Regions from separate parts of the Homo sapiens genome. Here region 2 is linked to region 1. Evidence: read pairs that join two places in POLR2A ChIA-PET (ENCODE). Cell type or tissue: GM12878. All regions are shown on one strand. Each heading gives the region's core, and the rest is flanking DNA. Links, peaks and the distances in the headings are about the cores only. Region 1 overlaps LOC105371664 (a long non-coding RNA gene). Region 2 overlaps LOC105371664 (a long non-coding RNA gene).

Region 1 (4,401 bases), core at 194-4,193:
TGATGGCCTTGTCATCTCTGATCCTGTAGAGTCTTCAGTTGCTGGCCCAGTTGGGTCATTGCTGAATGCTCCTTGTCTCTGACGAAAACCCCTTTGAGTCCAGTCCTCTAGCAATTTCCATGCTCTTCCATGGCTCGAGCAGTGGAGCCTTCTACAGCTTCCCAAGTCCAGCTGTCTAGAGACCCCATGTAGTTCTTCTTTCTCTGCTATGCCTGCATTGTGATGGGGTGGAGAATCTCTGCCAAATATGCTGCTTTTTCAGCTCTACCCAGAACTTTCTTATTTATTTATTTATTTTGAGGCAGGATCTCTCTTTGTCACCCAGGCTGGAGTGCAGTGGCACGATCTTGTCTCATTACAGCCTTGACCTCCTGGGCTCAAGCAATCCTCCCCCTTCAGCCTCCCAGAGAGCTGGAACTACAGGTGTGCGCCACCATACCTGGATAATTTTTTGTGTTTTTTGTAGAGACAGAGTTTTGCCATGTTGCCAAGTACCCAGCACTTTCTGTCAGCACCTGGATTCTTAGAACTACCTGGCTGTTTTGTAATATTCCTCCCCTGGGATAAATCCCATTTGGCAGGTTGGGCAATTTGTACTTGTTTTCCATTCTCCTTGAAATGCTCTTCTCATAAAAACACAAAGCTCACCTCTCCAGTTCCTTCAGGTTCCAGCATTGTCTCATCACAGGGACTTTCCCTGAACACACTTATGTAAACCTTCTCCATGTCCATATTCTCTATGCCTTTAACCCCTATTATTTTTATTTTAGTATTTATTGCTGATTGATTTCTATTTCTTTTTTCCTCACTTTCTCTCTATTTTTATTATTATCACTATTATTATCTGTTTCCCCAAGATAATACAAATAATTAAGTTGCAGAAGTTGATAGGATTTGAATGTAGCTCTGTTTGTCTTCAAGTAGATGCTCTATCTGGGACAATACACTGCATGTGTTAAACCCTTTGAATACTCTAAAACACTGTCAAAAACTCATAAACCCACAATAGTAATGACTTTTTAACCAATACAACTGACCAAATATTCATGAGTCTTTGTCACATTTTCTTCATTAATACAGTAAGTAACTAAAGTGGCAAAGTACATGCATCCATTAGAGACACAGTCTAGGTAGGAATTCCAGTATGAAAAATACTGGCCTCCCTGCTTGAGACTGAGTCTAGGGTAGGCAGAATGCCCACCACCCAGATAGACAAGCAATACAGAGATCTCCACTAAGAGGTTTCTGGTCCATGCCGTTTTGCAGCTCCTTCCTTCCTTCCTTCCTTCCCTCCTTCCTTCCTTCCCTCCTTCCTTCCTTCCCTCCTTCCCTCCTTCCTTCCCTCCTTCCCTCCTTCCTTCCTTCCCTCCTTCCCTCCTTCCTTCCTTCCCCCTTCCTTCCTTCCTTCCCTTCTTCCTTCCTCCCTCCTTCTTTTTTCTTTCTTTCTTTCTTTCTCTCTCTCTCTTTCTTTCTCTCTTTCCTTCCTACTTTCCTTTCTTCCTTCCTTCATTCCTCCCTCCCTCCCTCCCTCTTCTTTCTTTCTCTCTATTTCCTTCCTTCCTTCCCTCCCTCTTTCTTTCTTTCTTTCTTTCTTTCTTTCTTTCTTTCTTTCTTTCTGTCTGTCTGTCTGTCTGTCTGTCTGTCTTTCTTTCTTTCTGTCTTTCTTTCTTTCTCTCTTTCCCCCTCCCTCCTCCTCCCTCCCTCTCTCCTCTCTCTTTCTCTCATTCTCTTTCTCCCCCTCCCTCCCTTCCTCCTTCCATCTGTCTCTCTTTCTTTCTGTATTTCATGTAAGACAGGATTTTCTATATTGCTCAGGCTAGTCTCAAACTTCTGGCCTCAAGTAGTCCTTCTGCCTCAGCATCCTGAGTAGCTGGGATTATAGGCATGCACTGCCATGCCCAGCTATGAATTCCAATAGTAGTATTCAATACTATTGTTTAGTTTTTAGTGTTTTTATTTAAAAATTCAATTAAAGTTGAAAATAATAGCAATGAATTTTCATTCCATAAACTTTCTTTGGAAACACTTTTATTAGATTAATGTTAGGCCAAGAACAGCTGGCTACCCAATTTTTATAACAAAACTTTATAGACTTAAGGAAACAGTGGTCTATGCCTGTCTTGATGTTGTAAGGTGACCTGAGTGTTTTCAAGATTACCAAAGTATTATAGAAATGCATGTTAAAATGATAAAGAGAAAAACAACAACACACACACACAAAAAAAAAACACATTGCAATCAAGCACGTCACACACGTCTAGATAAAAATGATGACTCTTTGTGTGGAGTTAGATGTCATTAAAAGCATAGACCATGATTTAAAATAGTTGCTGTGGTCAGACATGTGATACCACAAAGCGGAAGAAGTCTAATCTTGAGCCACATGTATTTTTTAAAAAATATGCCAGTGCCCATTTATTTATAGAAACAAGCTTGGCCATTCATTAGTAACCAAGGCAGGAAGAAGTCATCTGATATTCATGCACAAATTTAGCTATTTCCATTTGAATGAATATAATCTTGAAAGATTTAGTTTTTAAAGGTTCTATTTATTCATAATAATTAAATTTTATGTAAAACATTACTTGTAAAGCATTTTGATATAAGTTTTTTAACACAATTTTTATAATATGATCTTGAGGAAGACAGGGCATTTATTATAGTTATCTGTATAAGTAAATACAGATAAACTAACTAACTAAATAAATAAACTAAATAAATAAAGTAAATAAACTAAAGAAGTTAAATGACTTGTCCTAGGTCACCTATTTTTTTCTTGGTGGAGCCCAGATTCAATTTAGTCCTCTACTCACAAAGACTATAGACTTGGAATAAAGTTAGAAACCATCAAAAAGCATTATCCAGGTCCATTTCTTTGCATACAATCTATACATTATTGAAATGAAATTTATCTCAAGAATCTATTGTCAGCATGATTTGGTATTTCCTGGAATTTTACAATTATAAAACTAGATAGATTCTAGAGATCTAGTCTGGCTATCTCCTTTTATTTTGTATTGTAAACATAGTTCCTTTCTGTTAATCCATCAAAAATTTTTTAATAGTTTATATTTTTAATAAAAAATACTAAATATAGTTCGTTGCAGGTTTGGGCATACGATGCTAAATACTTTTATACTTTTAAAAATGTACAAGAAATTGACAACATCATATATTAGAACAAGCATTGTAACCTCTTGAGAGAGAATATAGCCTAAAGCAGTTCATCCAAAACCTCCCTACATTATATGATTGACATTTGACTCTTTCCAATATGTCTTTAGGTCTTCTTAGCATAGATTCCCTAGAAATACCTCAATAGCAGAATAAAATTTATGTTGGAAGATGATTGAAAGCTTGTGACTAAATTGTTCTACATGGTTGGCATCATGTAAGTGCTCTATCTATCTGTGTATCTATCTCTATCTATTTGGGGTTAAATTTATAGTCCAATACTTTGTAATTTATTTTATAAAAGTCTCACATAACTTTCCTATTTTGAAGTCTCCTGAGTATTAAAATATAATTAATATTTGAATCAAATATATGTTTTGTAACTACCTAGTTGTTAGCAACAATTGCATTATATACCTGAAGTTGAGGGAGTAGAGAAGGATAAAACATTATATAGTGCAGGTTTGAGCTATTATATTGTTCAGAGATGATGCACTAGTTAAAAACTAGAATATTCTTGAAGTGGGACTTGAACTGGGATTTGAAGGATCGATTTGGCTTTGGAGAAAAGAGGTATAGCATTCTAAAAATGGAAGACAGCAAACAAAACAAACAAACAAGCAAAATACATGAGAGTAGAATAAACACCTCTGTGGAGTTTACAATGAGGAGGCTGGGTTTGTCTGTTTACAAGATGAGCCAGACTGCAGAACTTCAGGAGCTACAATCAATGGGCTCTGGTCCGGGTCATCTCTAGGACATGGAATCAAGGTCATCTGGAAAGTGAACACATTGGGCAGCATGTGAAACCAGGATGTTTGACTGTTGGAAGAAAGGAAAGTGGGTAATTCTAATCAAGGGGCCAAAACAAGTACAAGCCAGTTGGTAAAAGGCCACCTATCAGTGGAGCTTGAAGCAACAGTCAATAAACAGACAGTCAGGAGGGCAACAAATTAGTGGAGCTCAGTTAGTGAAGGCCTAGTATCAGTGCCTGGGTACTCAGTAAATTAAGTCCGTATGAGATACTAGTAAGAAGAAAAAAAATGAAAGTTACTCAGTTACAAGGCTGGAATATAAGCAAGCAGCAAGACCAGAGCAACATACTGCCAGTGAAATTATCAACAGAAGAATGTTCATATTCCCCTGTTTCAAGTACAGTGTTGTTCAGAGCCTAGAGACTGGGCTGAACATGTGAATGGGCATACTGAGGCTTCAAAGATAGGGGAC
Region 2 (4,401 bases), core at 258-4,257, 54 kb after region 1:
CTGTTTAAAAATAACTCTAATTTTTGGATTTCAAAGTCATCTATTATATGATTATTTCAAGTGCATTTTGTAAATTTTGGTGTAGAGAATTGGGTAATAGTTTACAGAACTATTTAAGGGTTTTTCAAGTTAAAATGTTTCAAGATCACTTCGTAGTACAACATTTTGTGCCAAAGTGAAAAATGTGAAAAGAGACTTTGAAGGCAGTAAGCTGGGTAAGAAGTTATGTGACTGACTTTAATAATAGAATTCCAATGCAGTTTATAAGAACCCTGCATACCATGGGGGTTTCCATTAGAAAAATACTAAAATTTACTTCTGTGAAATCTAGGGGCTTTTCGATGTTCAGCTGTCACATATGTGGACTGAAAAATTAAATCTTGTTTCATAAGCATCCTGTGTCAGTTTCTTTGCAGTGCAGGAAATAGGTTCAGAAAAGATAAGAAAGATATACAAAATAGCTGTGCAGGATGCCCTGCATACCAGTTCGTACCAATGTGGCCATTTCCAGGAATCAATGGTTGATTATTTTTCACGTGATATACTTAAAACATAGTGACGGGAGGATATCCACATTCAGTCAAGTTCTCAAGCATGTTTGCCGATATCGTCATATGTTCTTGTATTTATTATTAATGCTGACAGGTGGGCCCAGGCAACTGTATGGTATCTATGCTTTCTCTCTGTTTCTCTTTTCATATGTCATTTAGAAAACAGCTTAAAATGATCAACTTCATCTACATTTCACTCTTGACATATGATGCTTCTCCTCAAGAATATCAAAATATCTTTACTAGACAGGTACATAGGTTCAAACATGTATATTATAATATGTGTATCACAGATCCTTAGAAAATACACATTTTTCACGTGTCAATTCTCGTTAATACAACACTATGAGATGGGTATTATTAATTTAGAATGAAATGTCTAGCCTCAGAGATTTTTAAAAACTTAAGTTCACAAATCTAATAAGAGATACATATATTCAGAATTCACTATGTGCTATCTTTTCTGTGTATTCATCCATCCTCACAATGACCATAGGAGGAAGGAACTGCTTAATTAACTCCATTTGACAGATGAGGCAACTACAGGTTTGAAAGGTTAAGTAATTTGCCTGAGTTTACACAATTAGCAGGTTTTAGGGCTAGGATTTTTAGCCCTGGTTGTCTGATTTGATCCCCAGTGACTGTCCAGTTTACCTATTTTCTTTCCCTGGTCATTGGCTCCGTCATGACAGAACCACAGAACATACCCAGGGCTTCCAATGGGGTATCCATTCTAAGATGTGCTAAAAATTTATAAGTATCAGAATTTAATTTATATAAAATCATCGACAAATTGATGGCTAGGGATAGCAATAATTTCCACAACTAGAATTCTTTTTTTCACTTTATCTATTTATTTATTTATTTATTTATTTTTTACCCATGAGAGTAAAACCATAGAAACATCTGCCCCTACAATATATCCTTGAGTAAAAGTGATAGAAAATGTTTTATTTTATTATTTATTTATTTATTTTGAGATGGAGCCTTGCTCTGTTGCCCCAGGCTGGAGTGCAATGGCGTGATCTCGGCTCACTGCAACCTCGGCCTCCTGGGTTCAAGCAATTCTCCTGCCTCAGCTTCCCAAGCAGCTGGGATTACCAGCGCCTGCCACCGCACCCAGCTAATTTTTGTATTTTTAGTAGAGACGGGGTTTCACCATGCTGGCCAGACTGGTCTCAAACTCCCAACCTCAGGCGAGCCGCCCACCTCGCCCTCCCAAAGTGCTAGGATTACAGGTGTGAGCTACCGTGCCCAGCCTAGAAAATGTTTTAGTAACTTGGCACAGCAACTAATGTGTGGAAGAACCTCTTATCAGTTAAAAGGGTGCCCCCAAGAGTGATCAGTTGTTACTAAAAGTATTAACCATAAATAATATAAAACCTCTGTAGGGTATTTCCCTTAACTATTTGAAACATCTACCTTACGTGCATGGCAAAGCCTTAGTTTTGAGTCAACCAAAAAAACCCTGCTGGAGAAGTGGTGGTGAGTTTTTCTGGAGTACTACCCCCTGGCCTTCCTGTCCTGTAAACTGAGGTAAATTCCCCTGCAGTGACCTTCAGAGCTGTGCTTATGAGCAAATGTGCATAGTAACCAACTGCTTTGTCCTCAGAGGTCAATTCTTCTCTTGAACTTCCCCAAGTGACATCTGATATGGGGGAAGTCTTCCAGTTTCTCAAGTTCTCTTTCAGAGCGGTGGTGACTTTTAGCACCCTTTCTCTTTGTTGAAATAAATGGCTCTAAAACTTTGAAAAATGCTGGCAGGAAAGCTAGTAACCACAATTAGTCATAAACTGCATTGATATAGACAGATCCTTGCTCTTTTACTTCCATTGGAGCATTGACTACTCAGAGTAGAAGCCTTAGCTCAATGCTCAAACAGCCTCAAGTCAAGGCTCACACAGTTCTTGAAAATGACACTGTGGCTGCAGACACAAGGCTGCATCCTAAGTGTATGATTAATGCTTGGAAGTTATGTCTTTCTACCAGGGAGGAAATGCTACTGCAAACCTTAACCTTGAAAATTCAGACTGAAAAATTCCAACATAAGTCATAGATACAATTATTAATTAAATGAAAATTGATGTGTAAATCCCCTGCATCTCTCTGGATGACCTTTTTCTAGTGCTCTTGACTACACTGTCTCCAGCGAACCTCCTGGGTAATTGCATGATTATAACATGTATTCCCTGTGTATTTTAATCAGTTACTGGGATGGTTAAAGGGAGATACTTTTGGGCACAGTTATCACTTCCAAGCTGTATTAGCCCCTTATAATGCTTACTCTAAACAGTTGCTAATGTTTTGACCTTTGCAGCTCATCTGAAAAACAGATTTGGCCGGATATGTTGGCTCATGCCTGTAATCCTAAAACTTTCGGAGGCTGAGGTGGGAGGATCATTTGAGGCTATGAGTTTGAGATCAGCATAAGCAACATAGTGAGATCCCTGTCTCTACAAATAACAATAATAATAACTTTTAAAAAAACTATAAAATTTTGAAAAGTGATTTACTTGGCTGTTTGTTATTAAAGTGAGTTCAAATTGAGAATTTAAGTGGAAGCTAAATTAGCATATGAATGATAAGTACTGATTAAAGGCTACTGGAGGAAGAATAAAGAATGAGGAGAAAGTACAATTGGTTAAAGCTCTGTAGGCGAATCTCAGTTCTGGAAATGGCACTGGCATGGGTGTCCATGCTTAAAGCTCAAGAAAAAAACACAACTTACTCTCAGAGGGCTCTCTGCCTGTCCTCACAGCAGCTTTCTGTTGGCTTAAAAGAGGCTTGCGATTTCTAAGTAACTGTAAGTAGGGCAGCAACAGAAGCAGGTTAGACGTTTTTGTTTTTTTTTTTTTTTTGCTTCTTTCTTTCTTTCTTTTTTCCTTTTAGTTAAAACCTTTAGTTACTAAGAAGCAACCATGAAGACTTCTGAGGAATAATGTGGGGAAAGACAAAATTTTATGTAAAGACCAGTTCAAGTGAAAGGAAGAATCTATTACTTTAACTTCTCTAGTAAATTCTTAAGGGTTGGAATGTAACTTTCATCATCTATTCAATTTAGGGCATTTGGTTAGTACATTATGCACACTATTGAAAGCAATGCAGAATTATTATTGTTTTTACTGTTTACCTAGTAGAGAAAGTGCCGCATGCTAATTGCAAAATTATGTTTAAGACACAGCAGAATAAAATTGGTGCTATTAGACCAGTACAGAAAAGTGATATAACATTGAAAAGATGCAGAACTCACAATAGCAGTGTCAAGTTTAATTCCCAGAGGCTACCTTGCTTCCAGTATTCACCGACACAAAATTGTCTGGTGGGTCTTTCATTATAGATGGAATTAAATGAGAGTAGTATTAGTACATTCTTTCATCTACTATTGTAGTTTAAATAAAAACGCTTTCAGTTAGCATATAAAAAACTGTCCTTTGGAAAGCCTGAAGTAGTATACCTGTAATCTGTAGGAGGAAATGAAATTCAAGTTCAATTAGGGGGTGACTTTTAAAAACTTTCTATTTTGATATAATTTTAGACTTATGGAAACCTTGAAAGGATAGTACAGAACTTTTGAATAACTTTCACTCACTCCCCTTAATTTTGGCATCTTCTATAATGATTTTTATAATTAGTGAAACTAGGAAATTAACATTAGTTAATACTATTAACTGAACTACAGACTTTACTCAAACTTCCTCAGTTTTTCTACTAGGGTTCTTTTCTGGCTTACCCTTCAGATTGGCAAAATACTGAAGATATCTGATAGACCAAATGTTGATAAGGATGTCCAATTGGAATGCTCACACATTGGTATCAACACTAAGGCAAATAATTTAGTAATATTTAGAAC

Evidence for each region. ChIA-PET counts read pairs that join two places held together with the same protein. Peaks named below come from ENCODE experiments on the same cell type or tissue, not always from the same donor. Only the 100,000 strongest peaks of a DNase experiment are listed, where the experiment ranks them.
Region 2: POLR2A ChIA-PET joins it to region 1 with 5 read pairs; 4 of 35 experiments call an interaction of 5 or more read pairs at or near these places.

The regions. Positions count from the first base shown.
Region 1 is chr1:192,603,098-192,607,498 of GRCh38, reverse strand. The region is part of intron 2 of LOC105371664 (a long non-coding RNA gene); the gene reads left to right. Among named protein-coding and RNA genes, the nearest start is that of RGS1, 30 kb to the right of the region's middle. In GM12878, for the core only: no CTCF peak of the experiment used is centred there; a DNase peak (open chromatin) is centred at 2,318; H3K4me3 peaks cover 349 bases.
Region 2 is chr1:192,549,050-192,553,450 of GRCh38, reverse strand. The region is part of intron 4 of LOC105371664 (a long non-coding RNA gene); the gene reads left to right. Among named protein-coding and RNA genes, the nearest start is that of RGS1, 25 kb to the left of the region's middle. RefSeq lists an enhancer at 1,893-1,972. In GM12878, for the core only: no CTCF peak of the experiment used is centred there; DNase peaks (open chromatin) are centred at 506 and 2,190; H3K4me3 peaks cover 377 bases; H3K27ac peaks cover 4,000 bases.